Linked DNA regions of Homo sapiens: region 1 is linked to region 2. Evidence: read pairs that join two places in POLR2A ChIA-PET (ENCODE). Cell type or tissue: MCF 10A. All regions are shown on one strand. Each heading gives the region's core, and the rest is flanking DNA. Links, peaks and the distances in the headings are about the cores only. Region 1 has its middle 5.1 kb from the start of NTSR1. Region 2 has its middle 19 kb from the start of SLCO4A1.

Region 1 (10,149 bases), core at 4,228-8,227, 81 kb after region 2:
TAAATGATGGAGGTGTCCCCTAAATTCACAGATGACTATCCCAGGACATCGGGGCACATGGCAAAAACCCAAGTCAAACAGCTCAAGAGAATAAAGGTTCCATGGGACTGAAAGTCCAGGGGGCAGCAGGGGCTGGCCAGGGCCTCAAATGGTGTCCTCAGGAAGTCCAGGGGACAGCAGGGCTGGCCAGGGCCTCAAATGGTGTCCTCAGGAAGCCCAGGGGGCAGCAGGGCTGGCCAGGGCCTCAAATGGTGTCCTCAGGAAGTCCAGGGGACAGCAGGTGCTGTCCAGGGCCTCACATGGTGTCCTCAGGAAGTCCAGGGGGCAGCAGGGGCTGGCCAGGGCCTCAAATGGTGTCCTCAGGAACCTGCAGGCTCCATTTGACTCCAGGAATGGGCCCAGGAGGGTGGGGGTCCCAGGAGGGCAGGAGTCCCGGGAAGGCTTGGGGTCCAGATCCAGAGAGGGCTCTGTAATCAAATGCAGCCTGTGGCTCCTCCAAGGTCCTGCACTGGAATCGCAGCCCCCCCAGGCAAAGATGTGAGAGGTGGGGCCTTTGGGAGGGGATTTGGTGGTGAAGGTGGGGCCCTCATGAATGGGATTAGTGCCCTTACACAAGAGTCCCCAAGGAGCTCCCTCACCCCTCCCACCGCAGGAGGACGCGGCAAGAAAGCGCCCTCCGTGAGCCAGGAAGCAGGCCCTCCACAGACCCTGAACCTTCCCTTGATCTTGGCCTTGCAACTCCCAGGCTGTGAGAAGGGATTTCTGTTGTTCAGGAGCTCCGCCCAGCCTCTGGTGTTGTGTGTCAGCACCCCGAGTGGACCGGGACAGGCTCCCAAGTGGACTGAGACAGGCTCCCGAGTGGACCGGGACAGGCTCCCGAGTGGACTGGAGACAGGCTCCCAAGTGGACCGGGAAAGGCTCCCGAGTGGACCGGGACAGGCTCCCGAGTGGACCGGGACAGGCTCCCTCTCTCTTGCTGCTGGGATGTCTCCCCGGGAGCTTGCGTCTCTCGCCACCCTCACCTCCCAGCCAGAGGGAAGCCAGGAAGCCAGGGAGATGCGGCCTGACCGGCAAGGGTGCCCTCTCTCCACACCCCCGGCCAGAACTTACTCTGTGGCATGTCTAGCTGCAGGGGAAGTGGGAGATGGAGCCCTTAGCTGAGACTTGGGGTGAAAGGGAGGGAGGATCCACAGGCGGCTGTGGACCGGCCCTGGCTGTGTCCGTGGCTCACGGGAGCCCAGACTTGCTGTGTGGACTGGGCTTGGGGTCCCCAGGCTGGCCAGGCCCATGCTGGCACCTCTGTGGACCCTCTGCTCTCTCTGAGGATCATGGAGGGAGTGGGCCACCCTCGGTGAGCCGGGCACCTGCCCTCAGCCCCTCTTGCCCCCGGAGTTCCTTGCCCCTTGGCATGGCCTCACGTTGTTAAAGAAAGCGTCTCAAACGGGCCTTTGCAGCTCCAAGGCAAGAATGACAAAGGAGGAACGGTTTCAAGGTTTTGCTTCTGGAACTCCCAGGAAGCAACTACAAAATGGAAGACATTTTTCCTATTTCAATATTTCTAAGCAGGGAGGACTCCTGACTGCAGATAAAGGCATACGCTTTGGATCTCTGGAGACGCAGAAATCATGTTTATGCAAACTCCATCCTTAGCCCAAGGAGGAAAGAAGCCTAGAAGACAGGGAAGAGATGCCCGCGCCACGGCGCCCAGTCCTACCTTTCCCAGAGGGCAGCCTGGTGGAGCCACGTGGAAGGAAGGGCGGGCATGACAAGACCCTCAGCTTCCTGCTCCAACTCCAACCCTGCCTCACGCGTCTCCTCATCCCCTCCAGGCTCGGGGGCCGGGCTGCTGAGCCTTCAAGAGAATGCAAGAGCCACCCGTCCCTTCTCTCGTGACAATAAATGGGAGACTAATATTAGCCAAATGCAACCCTTTTAGCTTTACATCGCCTGGTATGCTCACAAGCACGCCTGGAAAGTTCATCACAAATTGGTGCATTCATAAGAGCCATAAGCCCGCAGCTTCTGGGTGAGAGCAGACAAAATGCTACTTCTTTTTTGCAGATGGAACAGATGGGCTGGCTTGGCCCTCTGCATTGCGTGTGTTGCCTGTATGTTGTCTTTTCCCAAAAGCAAATTGCAAAAAGAAAATGGCTTTCTGCTGGGGGCCCAGCAATTAGGAACCCTCCTTCCAGCAGAAGGAGGCAGAGAGGAGGGTATAGGTGGGGCCAGGGAGGGCAATGAGAAGAAAAGGGAATGGGCTTAGGGGGCTGGGGGCTGCTATTCATCAGTTTCAAACCTTCTGGTCCAGAGAAATCGGTGGGAACATCACAGGAAATTCTAAGGGACACGCTCTGTGTCCATCGGCCTGAGGTGCGTGTCATAGCAAGCCCTTCCCAGGAATAATTTCTAGGAAACTGGGCTGCATTGAAACATGTCTTGGAAATGGATCTTCTTTCCTCAGAAGATGATCTACCTCATTCCCTGTTTCCTCCAAAACATCAGCTTTCTTTGTGTGTCTCTTGGCTGATTTCTTTAAAGTTGCTGATGGGTTTCACGATCCAAGGTGACTCCAGGCCTTCTCTGCTTCACCCTTCCACACAGTTCTCCTCAGCAGGCCTGGAAAGGCGCACGGCGAGATTGCTGGGTGGACAGGAGTCAGGCCTGTGCTTCTGCGAGGAGTCAAGTCAGAGCTGTGGCAACGAGTGCCCCTCCTTCCTCTCCCCCCACCACCCCATGCCTGCTGTCTCAGGCAGGGTCCCAGAGCCACCAGCCCTGACCCGGGACGCAGGTTGAATGAGCAGCATCTTCCACCAGCTCCAGGAATAAAACTCCATGTCACAGGCACAGAGGTCCAGGAGGGAGCCGCGTCCCTAACCCCGCTGTCTTCTGGCCTCTGGCCACACACTGGCCCAACCCCCTCCTGCCTGCCACCCTTCCTGCTCACACACCACATTCCAGGACTCAGTGAACATGTCCTCCTTGGACAAGTCTTCCCAAACTGCCCCACCTCTGCCAGTTCCCCCAGACATCCAGTGCCCTCCTCGTGAACGTGCTTGCTGTAGCAGCCCTGCCTGTCACCTGGCACGGAGGCACCCAGTGGGCTGGGCAGGTAGGAGTCCCAAGAGCCAGCAAGGCGCCAGCAGGGACGTCAGGGTGCAGGGCAGGGACGTCGGGGTGCAGGGCAGGGACGTCAGGGTGCAGGGCACTACAGTGCAGGATGCCAGGGTGCAGGGAGCCGGGATGCAGGGCGCCAGTCCTTGCCCCTGTTCACAGTCCAGCAAGCTGGGGAGGGACGTGGAGCTTCGTGGGCAAGGTTTCTCCCTAACTGTGCCTCCCGCTGCTCCACATGGAGAGCCGCTCTCCGGGCCCGGTCTCCTGGACACCCACCTCCAGGTGCAGAGCAGCTGCAGCCACCTGGACTGTGGCCTCTGCATGCTCTGTCCTCATCCCGGGCTGGCCTGTCCTAAGAGGCCCCGTCTGTCCTTACTCCCCGAAGCACAGCTTGAGACACCAGAGCTGGACAGGAGGGGAGTGGTCTCCGAGCCGTGTGGAGCCGGGCTCTAGTCCTGAGCGCCTTCTGCTTGGAGATGAAGGCCAGGACGGGTGCAGCCAGGGTGGGCAGAGGGAGCCTGGGGGACCCTGGGCCCTTCATGCTGTCTTGGAGGGGAGAGGTCTGGTGCCAGGGTGGGCAGAGGGAGCCTGGGGGACCCTGGGCCCTTCGTGCTGTCTTGGAGGGGAGAGGTCTGGTGCACGGCAGGGACTGGGCCCCAGCAGCCTCTTCCCACCTCCCCAGCCCACTTCAGCCATCCTTCATTCACTCACCATTCAGCCAGGCTCTCTGGACACGGCCAGTGTGGGATGCTCACAGCTGGCCTGCTGTGAGGACAGCACTGCGGCTCCCTGTGTGTCCAATGTGCCAGACCCTCTCAGGCTGCCATCACTCTGGTTCTCCTTCTGCCTCTCTCTTCCACATTTAAGGAACTTTGTGACTCCTCTGGGCCCAGGACAGCCCAGCACAGCCTCCCCATTTCATGGCTGATGAGCTGCCTTAATTGCCTGCCCCCTAATCCCCTTTGGCAGGCACCCCAACAAATTCACAGGTTCTGGGGAGTCTGGCATGAACATCCTTGGGGTCCTTACTCTGCCCACCATGTGGGCTGCCCCATCTCATCCACACCCATGAATGTGAGGCACAATTAACATCCCCGTACTTCAGATGAGGAAACTGAAGCTCAGGGTCACCTAAGGTCGCTCACTTTGGAGGTGGCAGAGCCAAGATTTGAAGCCCCTGGGTCGGACTGCAGATCCCGAGCCCTCTGCCTGGTCGGGTGGAGCAGAGTCTCATTCACATTGAGAAACCAACTGCAAGCAGGAGGAGACGTTCCCCGGAGCTGCAGCCAGGAGACCGCTCTGTGCGTCTAAGCAGAGAGAACACAAAGCATGGCGGGGCAGGCAGAGGACGCCCTCCTCCCTCCCCGCTGGGCACAGCCTTCTTTGCCAGGTGCATGCCAGCCCTGGGGAGAGGAGACAGAGCCTCTTGCGGGGTCTCAGAGCAAGGACAGGAGATGAGCCTGGGAAGGCCTGCTTCTGCCAACGAGGACCCTCTGAGACCCTGGGTCTGGGAGCCCAACACGCATGCAGGTATACACACATGTGCACACACACATGCATGCACACACACCATGTGGACAGCAGGCGGTTCACAGGAAGACTTGGGGGTGCTGCACCCAGACGAGGGGGAAGGCTGAGTAGGTGAATTGCCAGCTGTTCCCTCCAGGTGCTCACAATTCGCTCAACACACATCTCCCTGTCCACTGGGTACCAAGCCTGCGCCAGATTCCCGCAGAGCCAGGTGGAAGGCAGATGGCTTTGGGGGGCACAAAAATTAAGGGAACTTGGCTGCTTTTGCCCACTAGGTGTGAGCCCTTGAGTCAAGGGCTCACCAGGAGGCTCTGGCCTCCAGGCAGATGGCAGAGATACACTTGTTGATATATGTTTGACGACTGCGTGAGTCAGACCATCCGGCTGAATCAGAGCCCGGAGGAAATACATGATTGAAAACCAGGCCCATTACAGAGCAGCCAGCTCTCCACGGAGCCATGTCAGGTTTGAATTAGAAGATTCTTGGCTTCTTAGCCGTGGAAGGAGAAGGAACCCTGGATAATTTGGGATTTGGAGGGAGTGGTGAGACCTGGTCCCAGTGGGGGAGACCTGGGCTGGGAGGGTCAACGGAGCAGGAGAGAGCCTGGGAAGGGAGGGAAGCTGCAAGAGCAAACTCCCACAGCACACAACCAGGGTGACCCTCAGCCCCAACTGCTTGAGACTGAGAGGGCTCCAGCTCCCAGGTCTCCGGACTTGCTGTTTTAAAACCTCGAAAGTCCCAGGAAAACCAGAGTGAGTTGTTTGTCCTACCCTGAGCCTCCCAGCCTGCCAGTGCCATCTTACTTAGGCAACCTGCAGACACCATGTGGAACAGCCATCCCAGCTCACTTGAGGCCCAAAACTGGATTGCCGAGTGTCTATAACGCTGACAGGGACCTCACATAACTCTGGTGGCCAATCACTCTCCATCCTCAGCCTAGCGCACAAGACAGCCACGGCAACGCCCCGAGTGTGTCCCACTCAGGCAAAGGCAGAGTGTGTGACCCCCCTCCAGGCCATCCTTCTCCCACCCAGCCTCTCCAGCTGCCCTGCAGCCACCAGGGTGAGCCCTGGCCTCTGTGTGGAATGAAGTGTGTGCACATCACAGGAGGCTCACAGCAGCCTGGTGACCTAGGGGCCACGTCATGCTTTTCACACACAGGAAACTGGGGGTCCAGGCCTGGTGAAGCTGGAATTCGAAATCACCTCCTCTCCAGCCTGCCACCCCGACCTGCCCTCGGCATCCCTGGCCTTCCCGGGGCTTATCCCATGCAGCAGCCGCTGCACTTGTGGGCAGCCACGCCTGCTTCCTCTTCTGGTTCTTCCCTGAGAACACAGCTCATGTTTCCAGAAAGCTGGCCAAGGTCCAAGGGGCGGCCTGGGAATGTGAAGGACAAGGATGCCGATGACTGAGGCTTGATCAGCCTGTAGCACAGCCCCCAGAATCTGCCAACAGCCCCAGAGATGCCTGGAGCGCAGCCAGCGTGAGGCTGGAAAGCGGCTCCGCCCTCCTTGCCCGCCTGCGAACACTCACTGTGCGTACACATGTGCAGGTGCCGCTCTGTTTTTAAAGATCCTCCTTCGAACACCGTCCGTCCTGGAACACGTGCAATTTCCATGCTGTGGGTGGGAAAATCTATAGCCAGGCTCTACCGATTATGTTTATTACGTATCTTCTGTGCCTCTAACACATCCACGTTTCTGCCCCACCCGCCTTCGTCCTCATAGGAAACCAACTACTCTGCCACTGACATAATAAATGCCTGTTGTTTTAAGCCACTGAGTGTGGGGGCATTTCGTTATGCAGCAATAGATAACTGATTCAGGTGTTATTGTCAACTTAATTTTTTCAATTTTAATAAGAAGCCTTCCTGCTAGCAAGAGTCACCCAACAGCGGTTGGGGGCCTGAGGGAAGAGAAGGTTGGAGGCTGGAGAGATGGTGGCTCTCCTACATTTGGAAGCCTGAAGCCTGCTGCAAACCAGTGACGGGTTTCGCACATCCTGCTGGCATGGCCTCATCCTGTTCACCATTGCATCTGCTCCACTAGTGCAACACAAACCCAGTGAGCGCCAACTGAGCGTTGGAGGGACTCAGGGTAAGCTAGCCAATGAAACAAGCAGGGACCCCCACCCGTGCCGGGCAGTGTTGGAGGGACTCAGGGTAAGCTAGCCAATGAAACAAGCAGGGACCCCCACCCTTGGGAGCGTGCTTCCAAGGACCTCTTGTGTGGTGACTCTTTGGACGTGATTGTCACCCCAGGCACAGATGACTACCTTGCTTGGTAATAAGGACATGCCTCGCTCACACCACTCAGGAAATCACAGAAAGCCAGGCTGTCCCCAGCACACTGGCTGCCCCAGCTCAGCACGCCTGCTGCACCCTAGAATCACAGCCGTGCCCGTGGACCTCGGTCCTCGCTGCCCATGGGACCGGCCGGCTCCTCAACAGGCAGCATTGGGAGTGTTGGGATCGGGGCAGCAGGTCCCCAAGGCTCTCCAACTTGCAGGAGACACTCGCCCCCGGAGCCCTGCCCCCCACAAGGCGTGCCCGACTTCACGTGTCAGTGAAGGCATCCGGCTGGCCAAGGGTGTGGCTGCATCCCCAATGGGCATGACCGGACCTGGCCTGTCCCTTCCCAAGCACCTCACCGGCACTTTCTTTAAAGAGTCTCAGCTGTTTAGGAAGGGCTTCTGTCTGCAGAAATCAGAAGAGAAAGGGGCAAACAACGTGGAGTTAAGAGCTTCCAGCCGCTGAGCCATCCGGTTTGTGAGTGCACAGAAGAGCTCAGAACGGCCGAGCGGCGTGGCTGCCAGGGGTCCCCACCGGAGGCCTGCCATCTGCCTTGTGTAGAACAAGGCCTTCCAAGTGACATTTTCCTATGTGGTTTTAAGCAAATGCTCCAACACAATATTTGCACTATGTTGCCTTTTATGATTTTGTAAGCTCCCAGGCCAACTCACAGATAAATCTTTGAAAATAAGGGCAGCTTAGCCAAAAGGTCAGGGGTTTAAAAACCAAACAATGAGCTTAGGCAGAGGGAGAGCACAATCGCTGCATCCTCCTGCTTTGGCTGGCAGAGGGACAGACTCCAGTGGCCATTGCTGTGGACTTCCTCTTTGTGGGGGTCTCGACAGAGGCGCCTGATGGCCCAGCCCGTGGTCAGGCCCCAGTGTTACCAAGACAGTGGTGAGCGCCTGGACCTCACACTGTCCAGCACCTGTACTCCCTGGCATGGTGTGGATGCTAAGGTCCCCGCCCAAACCTCTGTACTTGGCCGGGCGCAGTGGCTCACGCCAGCAATCCCAGCACTTTGGGAGGCCAAGGCGGGTGGATCACGAAGTCAGGAGATGGAGACCATCCTGGCTAACATGGTGAAATCCTGTCTCTACTAAAAATACAAAAAAATTAGCGCCTGTAGTCCCAGCTATTCGGGAGGCTGAGGCAGGAAAATGGCGAGAACCTGGGAGGCGGAGCTTGCAGTGAGCCAAGATCGCGCCACTGCCCTCGAGCCTGGGTGACAGAGCGAGACTCCATCTCAACAAATAAAAAAAATAAAAAAATAAAAAAACCTGTGTACTTAACTGGTGAATCGTGTCTTCCAGAGGACAAATCTGGCCTACTCCAGCCTATTCTAGTTGGATGGAACACCTCACCTCACACCCGACAGCCCATTCGACCTCGTTCATTCCCCGTGGAGACCCATCAGTAACAGCCCTGCCCTTCATTCAGCCGCTATTCCCATTTTACAGACGACTCAATCGAGGCACAGAGACGCTAAGCACACTCGCCCAAATGTGAAGTAGCAGGGCCAACATTCAATCCTATCTACTGGCTTCCAGCAAAGGGATCACTGGCGTTTCCTTTGATGCCAAGATTTCTAAGCTCTGATGTTTGTGAGCTGCAGCCCCCTGACAAGAGTATCAGGCTCCGGTTGAACAGAGAAGTCCAAAGCAGGGCGAGAACGGACGAATAATCACAGAGTCCCGCTGCCAGCCACCGGCTCAGAAGCCTTGAATTCTCCTAGCTGGGCGGGCCCGGGAGGGGGTTCCTCAGCCTCCCGCTTCCCTCAACACCCTGCGACCCCCGCCCCAGCCTGCCCAGGTTTCCTGCTCCCAGCACAGCAGGTGCAGCCAGCCATGTGCACAAAGGCCAGGCTGGTTCCCTGGGCTGCACTCGAGCAGCTCCTCCCAGCCCTGCACACATGGGGCAGCAGCTCTACCCAACCTCTCCCAGGGGTTCTGGGGAGGAGGGAGCAGGGGAGGGGGCGGGGAGGGCCCAGAGAAGGGACAGTAGTGCCCTGGGGGCCCCTGGGCAACCCAGACATGGAGGGGGGGGCAAGCTTGTGCCTGGCCACCTATGCCAGTGCCACCAGGTGCTGGGGGGGACACGGAAAGGACAGGAATCTTGCCCTCACCTGGCTCCCGAGCCAGGGGCCGGGGCACCCTGTGAGGACACTCAGAGGGAGGGAGTGTGCAAAGCCTGCAGGGCCTGGGAGGATGCGTGCTGGGGCTGCCTCTCCCAAATCCTGCTGGGGCGCAGGCTCTCAGGGTGGCTTCTGATGACAAATCCAGGCAGTAATAAGGGGCCCAGGGCATCACATCCCATAGCGTCATGAGACCAGCCCAGGGTGCCAGATGCAGGGCCCTGAGTGGGGAGGGTGCTGCTCTGGGCACCTGCTTTCTGCCCTCCCTCATTCACCCCTCCCCAGACTTTGATGAAACCATCTGTGGCTCCCGGCCTCTGCAGGACCCAGCCCCTCAGCTCCTCAGCCCCTGCAGGTGTCCCTCGGTACTGCCTCACGCCATCCTGCCCCAGGTGATAACTATGCCCTGAGCCCCCACCATTTCCACTGGGCACATCCCAGAAATACGCATTCACAGACCAGGCACGCCCATGACTGCGGCCAGATTTTAAAAGGAATCACCAGAAATGTAATCTCCAGTGGTCCTAGAGCCCCCTGGGCACCCAGCTTCTGGCACCCTGTGGACACCCAGGAGTGGGGGTCGGCCCAACCAGCTGCGCAGCCGCCCAGCCCTGCCAGCGGGGAGCTTCCTCCCTCCCTGCCCTCCGGATACACCCTCACCCCAACTGAGCGAGCCCAGGGTTGGGGGAGGTGCATAGTTCCCTTCCTAGCCGGTGCGAGAAATTGCGGAGAACAGGGAAGAGGGTGGCAGGAAGGGTCTGGTGCACGATACCCGCCGCGCCCGCTCGGAATCCTGGTTCCCTGGAGCGCTCACCCCAGCCCGCCCTGCCCCGGGGAGCGCGAGGGGGCGACCCGCCAGGCTGCACCCGGGCGGGGCGGGGATGGCGGCGGGGGCTGCCTCCCTCCTCCGCCGCCACCCCCCACTGCTGGGCGCGCCGCGCGGCCGCCGGCTCCGTGGAGACGCGCAGAGCCGGGAGGGCGCGGGCGCGGCGGGAGGTGTGCGGGGCTGGGGTGCGCGGAGAGCGCGAGGGAGGAGATTCTGAGCGAGGGAGGGGAGCGCGCCCGGGCAGCAGTGCGTGCGCT
Region 2 (10,149 bases), core at 3,335-7,334:
AGATGGCATAGGGCAGAGACTCGAGGCCAGGCCTAGGTCTGGCCTCACACCTGACCCCCACCTGCCCCCAGCCAAAGGTCACAACCCCAACCCCCTCCACATCCGTAGGTCATGCCTTGGAAAACTGCCCCACCCATGCAGAAGATGGGAGATTTTGTCTAAGAAAAGAATGATGGCTTTGCAAATATTTCCACTCTGGTTCCCCATGACAGTTCACTGTGAAACCCCGGTGACCCCACATGACCTGCCGTTTCCTGTACAAGGGGGTCCCAGGTCTGAGTAATTTTGAGATCACGAGGTCCCAGGATGTGGCATTTGACACGGGCAGCTAAGGCCAGGAGCAGCCAGCAACCCCAGAGCCCAGCCCCTCCCCGGGGCTCTGAGGGGAGGAATTCTCTCCCCCGGGTAAATGCACCCAGGTGGAGGTGTCAGGTCAGCCACACAGACCGACCTTCCCGCCCAACGCTCCTGACTCACCAGGGCTGGAGGACCACCAGGGACCTCCCTGAAGGCTCCATCCTGTGTGGGCTGACTGTGGGGCCAGAGAAAGAGGAAGCTTCCAGGCTGGGCCCCACTACCCAAGAACCTAAAGCAGCCCCCGGTTCTGCACGGGGAGCAGCGTCTCCTCTTGCCCCCTGGCTGGTGAGCAGAGCTTCCTTCCACAAAGCGGGGGGTCAGTGGAGACAGCCCACTCTATCCCCAAAATGCTGGGCCAGTCGGGGGATGGGCCACTCTGTCTCTGAAATGCCAGACCAGATTGTTCATCTGCAGGGTTTCTTCGGCGCGAGATGAGAGGCCTCTGGTCCCATCCTAGGAACCACGGCCCAGACTGTCCCTGCCTCAGAAGAGTGACATGGACACCCACACACAGTCCCCCCAAACAGAGACACACACGCCGACAAACCTGTGCACGCTCATGCCCACTCACACGCCACACCCCCTCCCCTGCTGGGCACCAGATAATGGAGCTGCGGAGCTGTGTGGCTGCAAGCCGCCCTTTCCGAGCTTCTGCTAGGTGGTGTGTTCAAACCTGCAGGCTTCGAAGAGTTCTGAGCATCTAGAAGAGCAGAGTCCAGTAAAAATGTAGCAAAGCCACGCATGTAAGTTTACCTGTGCTGGCAGCCATACTGACAAAAGGGAAAATAAACAAATGAGATTAATTTTAATACTTTTTTATTTATTTATTTATTTTTTGATACGGAGTTTCGCTCTTGTTGCCCCAGCTGCAGTGTAATGGCACAATCTCGGTTCACTGCAAACTTTAGCTCCCAGGTTCAAGCTATTCTCCTGCCTCAGCCTCCCAAGTAGCTGGGATTACAGGTATGCGCCACCACGCCCAGCTAATTTTGTATTTTTAGTAGAGACAGGGTTTCTCCATGCTGGTCAGGCTGGTCTCGAATTCCCAACCTCAGGTGATCCGCCCGCCTCGGCCTCCCAAAGTGCTGGGATTACAGGCATGAGCCACGGCACCCAGCCAATACTATTTTTATTTAAATCCAATAGAGCCATAATATTATCACTTGGATAATCAATACAAAGAATTATTATTTTGAGGGATGGAGTCTCGCTCTGTCACCCACGCTGGGGCACAGTGGCGCAATCTCGGCTCACTGCAACCTCTGCCTCCCGGGTTCAAGTGATTCTCCTGCCTCAGCCTCCCGAGTAGCTGGGATTGCAGGCGTGTGCCACCCCATGCCCAGCTAATTTTTGTATTTTTAGTAGAGATGGGGTTTCGCCATGTTGGCCAGGCTGGTTTCGAACTCCTGACCTCAGGTGATCCACCTGCCTTGGCCTCCCAGAGTGCTGGAATCACAGGCATGACCCACCATGCCTGGCCTAAAGAATTATTAAAGAGTGATTTTACTCTCCCTTTTTTCTACTAAGTCTTTAAAATCTAGTGTTTGTTTTACACTTATAGACCATCTCAATCAGACACTAAATTTTTATCAGAAATCCTTGATTGTATTTAGATTTAATAAAATGTAGAGTAAAAAAGTATATTGTCACCCAAATTGTTTCAAACAAACTTGAAAGTTTTTAATAATGGAAATGGGTATTGGTTTTAAATTTTTAAGACAATACAATAAAACCCTCTGTGCCAAATCCCCCACAGAGTCATGGCATTGGGGTTTCGAAGGCCTCATTGCTGGCCCCCACCTGCAGGCATCCCTTCTGGGTTGACAGCCACGAGATGAGTGTTATCAGTGTCTGTGGGAGAAGCAGGGGCTCTGAGGTTGGGCGAGCGAAGGATCAGGTGGGCACTGCACACCGAGGGCACAAGAGCCTGGGAAGCCCCACCATGAGGGGCGGACTTGACTGAGCCCAGGCGTCCAGGCCCTTGTGGGCACAGAGTCTCCTCCCCAGGAGGCTGTTAGCACTCGGGGGGCGGGGGGCTCTGCTCGCCCTAGACCCCTCTTCTGGACAGATGGCAGCACCATGCCCCTCCCAAGCCCCATACCCCTGTGCAAGCCCTGCCTGCTGCCCGGAGGACCCATGCAAAAGCCGTCACCGCCCACGTCCAGGCCTGGGGGTGGGGGGAAGAGCACTCAAGTGCAAGAGGCAGACCCTGTGCCCCCACCCCTCCGGTGCCTCCCTCACCCCTCCTGTGCCTCCCCTACCCTCCCGTGCCTCCCCCACCCCTCCCGTGCCTCCCCCTCCACTCCTCCCATGCCTCCCCCCACCCCTCCCGTGCCTCCCCCTCCACCCCTCCCGTGCCTCCCCCACCCCTCCCGTGCCTCCCCCTCCACCCCTCCCGTGCCTCCCCCTCCACCCCTCCCGTGCCTCCCCCTCCACCCCTCCCGTGCCTCCGCTGCCCTGGGGTCGCAGCCTGGCAGGTCCTGCGCACCCCGATCCCCGCCGGCCAGCCTGGCATCACCCACACGGTCCGCCTCCCCACCCCGATGCCCTCCTACTACCCCCTGGCATTTTTCTGTGTGTGTCCAGCTCCTTCCTGCCACGGGGCCCTTGCTCGGCCGCTCACCATGCCCCGCCCTCCCTCGACTGGGCAGGACCTGCTAATCCTCAGATCCCGGCTCAGAGTCATGTTCCCAGGAAGCCCCTGGCCCTGCCGAGGTCAGAGCCTGTGACAGCCAAATGCTCCCAAACACACACCATGCTGGCTTGCGACCACGCCTGTGTGGCTGTGCCTCCGTGGCTGTCTCACCCGTGGTATCTGTGGCGTCGGGAAGGACCCTGTCTGGCTGCACCGCGTCCCAGTGCTAGGATGAAGTCAAAGCCCAAGAAACCAGATGAAAGAATGAATCCACAGACAGAAAACTGTGACAAAAGCTTTGAGTGCCCTGCTCCCGAGCACGGCTGAGACGCGGAGCTCACCCCAGCCTGGAGAACTCAGGGCAGCCGTGACCCAGGGGCAGGAAGAGGAGCCGGTCTGGCTCTGGGCAGGTCTGGGCTCCTTGGCACACGTGCCCCAACCCTGGCACTCCTCGGGGATGAGGGGGGCTGTCCTGCCTGGGTGCCACTTCAGTCTATGGGGAAAGGGTGGATTGCAGGCCAACAGACACTGCATTGACAAGGAGCTCATGGGAGCAGTCCCGGCAGCCAGGCTGGCCTCTGGGGAAAGGACCTGGGGCCAGGACCCTGAGAGTGGGGAGGACAGCTGGGGCTGAGGCGGAGGGAAAGCTTTGGGAAGCAGAGACCATGGGGGCAAAAGCCAGCATCAGGGGAGACCACGCACGGGAGGAGGTCCTCCGAGCAGGAATGCCCTCCAGGCAGGTTGGATGGCAGCCCCCGTGACAACCATGTCCTAATCCCCCAAGTCTGTGACTGTCACCTTACTTGGCAAAGGAGTTCAGAACCTTAGAATGGGAGAGGAGCCTGAATTATCCGGGTGAGCCCAGTATAATCACCAGGGCCATCTAGGAAGGAGGCAGGAGGGTCGGAGGCAGAGGAGGGGAGTAGAGGTCCGAGGCAGAGGAGGGGAGTAGAGGTCCGAGGCAGAGGAGGGGCGTAGAGGTCCGAGGCAGAGGAGGGGCGTAGAGGTCCGAGGCAGAGGAGGGGCGTAGAGGTCTGAGGGCTGCAAGCAAGGGCTTGAGCCAAGGAAATGCAGGTGGGAAAGACAGGGACATGGATTTTGCCTTAAAGCCTCCGGAAGGAGCTCATTCCTGCTGGCTCCTGGTGCCCCAGTTCAGTCCTCTGCCTCCAGAACTGTAAGGTGACCTGTGAGCTGTGTCGGCCCTTCGCTGGGGCTGTTACTGCAGCCCCCGAAACTCACCCGGCCTTCGAGAAAAGGAGTGCAGGTCTCACTCTGAGGCCCCAGGAGCCTCGGGAGGTTCCCAGCAGGAAACGACGTGGTCTCCTGCATGTTTCTAACTTAGAAGCCACCGTGGGAGTCCGGCCCGGAGGCAGCCCTGGCCCACGGCTCACGCTGCTCTGGGCTCTCTATAGAGTCGTCCCCCTGCTCCTCACAGTCCTGGTGTCCCCCGCTTTACAGGTGAACAAGCCGAGGCCCAGTGCTGCCTGGGTGCTGGCCCTTGCGACGGCCCAACTGGTTGGGTTGGGGCCATGTAAGTGCCAGGCAGGCTGGTGCTGCCTCCTGGGCGGTCACCTCCCGGGGACGCCACTCGGTCACCAGGGGAGGCGGCCTCAACAGTGCCTGCCGTGTGACGCTCCCCAGCCTCGGAGGTGGCCTTGGCTCCAGGGCCTATGGCAGGCCCATCAGTCCCAACAGGCGGGAAGAGCAGCCTGACCTGGTTGAGCTGGGACCTCCGAGGCCACGGACGTACACACCGTCCTCCCTCCACAGCCTCCGAGGCCGCGGACGTTCACACCGTCCTCCACAGCCAAAGGGCTGCCCGGGTGGTTTTGGTTCCATCAGTGAAGTTTTCTGTGGTTCACTCAGAGCGGAGCTGGGCATGGCTTCCTAATTGTGTCTCCTCTGGAGCACTTCAGAGCCTTCCCAGGGCCCGTGGAGCCTGAGGTGTGTGCTGGCACGTGTGGCACAGGCCTGGGAGTCCCAGCAGCGGCAGAGAGACCCGGAGGGGGTCAGGTGCCCTCCACCCACAGAGAGGGGGTGTGCGTGAAGAGGAGGGGTGGGACGAAGGAGGAGATGTGTTTTCTGCTTTAATGATTTAATGGGTATTTAACCCTCCCTTGGTATTTGCCTGGCTTCCGGGTGCTCTGAAAAGTTTCCCTAAAGGGGCTGGGGGAGGGGAGCTGGCGCCATGAAGGCGTGAGTCAGGTGGGTGAGGCTACGCTTGCTGGAAGGAGTCTACGTGCCTTCTGAACACACAGCTAACAGCCTGCACCTGTCCCAAAGGCCATGCTTCCCTGTGACAATGACTGGTTCCTGCCCACGTCGGGAAAGCCTTGGACAGCTTTCCTGGCCTCCAGAGAACCAGGGGAGTTGGGCTTGTCAAAGTTCCTGGGAGCCAGTGCTTCCCCTGCAGGCTGAGACCAGCCCAGGAAACTTCACTCTCAAACCACCGCCCCAGGGCAGAAACTTCCCTGGCCGCCTGCCCTGGTAATTTTCCAGGGTTGAAATTTTCCTCTCCAGGGCAGGAAGGACCTTCAGCCACTGATAGCTCAACCAGAAATGTTTCTACCGGACCAGAAGTCACAACCGCCCAGAGCATGACTTCACTCAGCCTCAGGGGCGGGGCTGTGGGGAGCAGTGGTCGGGGCCCCTCCCACCTGCAGATCAGGGGTGTGTCTGGCCACGCCCCACCAGCATCTGCAAGGGACAGAACGTTCCAGGGCAGGCAGCACAACAGGCCAAGGACTCAGGATCCCCGCCAGAGGGGCAGGGGCTGCAGGAGGCCACCCGCTCCCCGCTGACCTTGGCAGGAGCACCTGGGAAGCTGTGATGATCCCGCCCGGGTCTCCTCTCGGCCCTGAGGTCGCAGGACTCCAGCCACTGTGGAGATGAGAGGGAGTGTGGCTTCCCCTGAAATGAAACCAGACCCAAACCAAGACAAAAGCCTCCCACATTGATCCTATATTCCTGCCCTTCCTTGAGAGCAAGGGGCAGGATTTGACTTCCCCCAGGGGTAGGGGGGCACGCATGGCTGCTTGGGCCCATGGAAAGTGGCTGGAAGGGCCGCGTGTCACCTCTAGTGGAGACCCCTGGGACCCAGTGTGCAGTGCACCCTGGCCCTGGCAGCGACACCTGCAGCCTCCAGGTGGTGCCCGCGGGGGCCCGTGCAGGGACGCGGGACCAGGGCCCTGGCTGCTGTGGGGCCTGATCTGTCTGTGTTGATGGACACACCTCAGAGCCAGGATGAGGCCCAGAAGGACCAGGAGCCCAGCCTGTCTCCTAAGCAGCTTCCAGGTACTTCTGTATTTGGATATTTTTAGGAGAAGCTCTTTATTATCCAAAGATGTCATCATCAAAAAAGGGAAACGACCATCCAACCACACTTCTGCCAGTTTTACCGAAAGAGCAGACTGTGCCGGAACTCGGTGCTTAAAAGGACAGAGCAAACCCCTAGTCTACTCAGAGAGGAAGGGCACGTCCGCCCCACTCGAGGGAGGAACAAGGCTGTCCACTCAGTAAGTCTTTGTAAGGAGTGCCAGGGTCCTGGGAACAACAGCAGCCTGTGCTCCCGAGAGTCACCTGAGTCGGCCTGGACGGAGCCTGCAGTGACCGGACCAGGCAGGTGAGCGTGTGCCCAGGCACGGGCTCCGGGTTCAGGCACACAGAGACCTCAGCCTTTGCTTTCCCTCCCCACAAATGACGGCAAAAAAACACGTGAATCCAAGGCCCAGGGATGAGCTCGGTTTTTCCGTTCACAGTGATGCTCTGGGATGTGGAGGAAGAACTGGCACGAGGCTGCAGCGACGCGGCCCGGGCCTCCGAATGCTGAGTCAAGCAGGGCCATTGCACGAGGATGGGCGGGTGGGCGCAGGCCAGAGGTGGCTCTCCCGTGTCCTCCGTGTGGCCAAGGAGCATGTTCCTTCATCATCACAGTCACATCACACCACCAAGCCCCGCGAAATTCCAACCCTTTCATTCCTTAGCTTGTAAGATAATGCTGCGTGAACCAAGACAAGACACAGCCAAGGGGGCCATGGAGGGTGGCGGGCACCGTGCTGTAGGCTGAGCTGCTGTGCCAGGGCACCATGCTGCAGGCTGAGTGAGCTGCCATGCCAGGCGACCACTGGGCCCGGCCCTGCCCAGGGTGTGGTCAGCCCGGGAGAGCCATGCCAAGCCGCGGAGAGAGGAGCGGCCCCCAGCCTCAGCAGGGCACGTGCGCACACTGCCGGGGGCATCTGGGCCTGGACACGGGTTGTGATGTGGGACGTCGGAAGAGACAAGAAAAACATGGCTCCATGAAATGGGAGCAGCCTCGGGATCCCCAGGAAGTCTCACCCTCTGGAGGCAGGTGGAGCATTGACTTGGCCGGACCCCATGTCCCGCAGGCGCGGCGGCCCCTCGTGGGCATCTCAGCTGGAACGAGGCATGAGCAAGGGCACAGTGGAGCCGCACTAGGGTCCCATAGGGGCTGCTTGGTTCAGAGCGACAAGCCGACGGACAATGGAGTGGGTGGCACTGTGAATTGCAAGGCAGCCCATTCTGTCCCCGGAGCCCCCTCTGGGTGCCTTTCCCTTCGCAGCACCTTCCCTCCAGCTCCAGACACCTCAGGACCCGCCAAGGCCTCACACTGGGTGTGCAGGTCCTTAGGGATTCCAGACTGGCCCTGCAGTGCCTGGGGCGGGTCTGTGGGCCTGGGGAAGGGGCCGGCAGGGTTGTGTACCACAGTGGTTCTGCTCATATGTGTCTTACTTACTGGGGTTCTGGGTCACAGTTCAGTCCCGCTGCCTTCAGAGCTAGGAAGCTGAGGCTCTGAGGGGGGAAACCAGAGGAAGGGCAGGGACGGGTGCCCTCGAGGTGTGACCCGGCAGGCGTCTTCCTGAACAGTCCTGCCCTGCGGTGCCACTGCTCCCGCCTGCTGTGCCTGCTCCCAGACCGAGCTGGCCTTCCCCACCGCAGTCCCAACCCAGGGCAGGAGGCGCCCCCACACTCTTGCCTCATCCACTGGACCACCCGGGGTGCAGCCTCCCAGGCTGCCTGTGGGGTTGGCAGGACCCAGGGGCTTCCTCCTGACGTTGAGCATGTGTTGGCCTCTGGACTGACCTCCCAGGCAGAGGGGCACCAGGGAGAGGTCATAGCCTCTCCTCAAGCTCCCTGGGCACTGCTGGCAGCCCCAGGGTACAAGCAATGTGCCAACACCCCCTCCCCCTCCTGCTCTTCCAGCCCACGGTCACTTTCACCAGCAGCCTCACCCAGAGGGCACCAGCCTTGGTCTAGGTAAATGCCACCTCACCTCCACAGATGACCCTGGATTTCTCACCTCTAAGCCTAATTGCCCCCAAAACCCAGAGTTCCATGTCCAGCTGCTGATCCACTATCACGTCTGGCACCCAGCAGGTGTCTCAGAGTTTTCCTGTCTAACTCAGAAATTTTTCGGCTTTTCCCCAGTTGGCTCTCCCTGCCCCACCTGTCCTCCTCACCTCGAGAATGGCCTCTTTCCCTCGTCTGCCACCTCTGGCCTAAGAGTGAGTCCTGAGCCCTAGCTCCAAAACTTTTCTCAAGTCTGTGGCCTCCTTGCCACCCCTCCTGCCCATCACCTCTTACCTGGTCTCCTGTCTCCATCAGTCCCTCTCCATGCCACAAGATCTCCTAAGAACACACATCAAATTATGTCATACGCAGTTAAAATTTCTGCGGTTCTCTGTTGCTCTTTAGATAAAGTTCGAGCTCTTTACCATGTGTTGGGAGGAGGGCTGGCATGAGGAAGACCTTCATACATCATTGTCATTGTCATCATCACCATAACTCTTATCACCATCACTACCACCATCATCATTACCACCACCAACCTCATCATTTCAACTATTACCATCACCATGATCATCACCACCACCACCATCCTCATGACAACCATCACCACCACCACAACCATCATCATCTCAACCATCACCACCATCACCAACCCCATCATCATCACCCTCATCACAACCATCATCACCACCACCATCATCTCAACCATCACCATCATCACCAATCCCATCATCATCCTCAACACAACCATCATCACCACCACCATCATCTCAACCATCACCATCATCACCAATCCCATCATCATCCTCAACACAACCATCATCACCACCACCATCATCTCAACCATCACCACCACCATCAATACCACCACCACCACCCTCATTACAACCATCACCACCATCATTACCACCATCATCCTCAACACAATCATCACCATCACCACCACTACCACCATTCTCATGGTAGCCATCATCATCACAACCATCACCACCACCAATACCATCACCATCATTGCCAGCATCATCACTATCATCATCGTAGTTTGCCTACAAAGCAAGAGAGGGTCTTGGCTCAGTGTAAACAGGCTTTGATACTCCAAGCTCACCCCCTAGAAGTGGCAAGCCAAGACCCAGGAGGCAGGAACACCCCCAGACAGTGCCTCTATCACTGGGAATGAGGCCTGTTCAAAGGGAATTGTCCACATTTGTTTTGTGCTGCTATAACAGAATACCACAGACTGGATAATTTATAAAGAACAGAAGTGCATTGACTCACACTTCTGGAGGCTGGAAAATCTAAGATTGAGGGTTGGCGTCTGGCAAGGGCCCTCTTGCTGCATCCCCCCATGGGGGAAGTCAGAAGAGAAGGCAGGAGAGAGAAAGCAGGAGGAGGCTGAACTCGTCCTTTTATAAGGAACCCACTCCCAAGGTAATGGCATTAATCCATTCGCTCTGCCCTCATGGCCTAAGTTTCCAGCACAAGCGTATGGGGGGACATATCCAAACCACTGCACGAGTTAACACCTCTCAGACCATTTAGAGATATAAATAATGAGGGTTATGATGACAGTGTTTATTAGCACTCTTGGGGTTTTTCCATTTCCCTGATCTGATGCAGCTGTGAATAATTTGCCACTAGGAGCTGCGTCAGCCAGGCCCAGGAAGTGGCCCCTGCCTCACTCAGCCAAGCGTAAAACCTGCCATCCGGCCAGGGCCAAGATCCAGGCACAGACAACCTCTTGGCCACTTGACCCCCCAGCGAAATCCGCAGTAGCCCCTGAGATCAGGAACTCCCCTCAGCCCTTCCTTGCTCTGTTCTGGCCACTCCAGTGGCCTCTGTGCCTGCCTTCA

What was found. ChIA-PET counts read pairs that join two places held together with the same protein. Peaks named below come from ENCODE experiments on the same cell type or tissue, not always from the same donor. Only the 100,000 strongest peaks of a DNase experiment are listed, where the experiment ranks them.
Region 1: POLR2A ChIA-PET joins it to region 2 with 8 read pairs; 3 of 35 experiments call an interaction of 5 or more read pairs at or near these places.

The regions. Positions count from the first base shown.
Region 1 is chr20:62,698,675-62,708,823 of GRCh38, forward strand. No RefSeq gene overlaps it. Among named protein-coding and RNA genes, the nearest start is that of NTSR1, 5.1 kb to the right of the region's middle. RefSeq lists enhancers at 9,126-9,639, 9,640-10,149. In MCF 10A, for the core only: a CTCF peak has its summit at 4,919; DNase peaks (open chromatin) are centred at 4,997 and 6,007.
Region 2 is chr20:62,618,446-62,628,594 of GRCh38, forward strand. No RefSeq gene overlaps it. Among named protein-coding and RNA genes, the nearest start is that of SLCO4A1, 19 kb to the right of the region's middle. RefSeq lists enhancers at 177-226, 5,725-6,084, 6,345-6,394 and a silencer at 6,125-6,214. In MCF 10A, for the core only: no CTCF peak of the experiment used is centred there; DNase peaks (open chromatin) are centred at 5,216 and 5,406.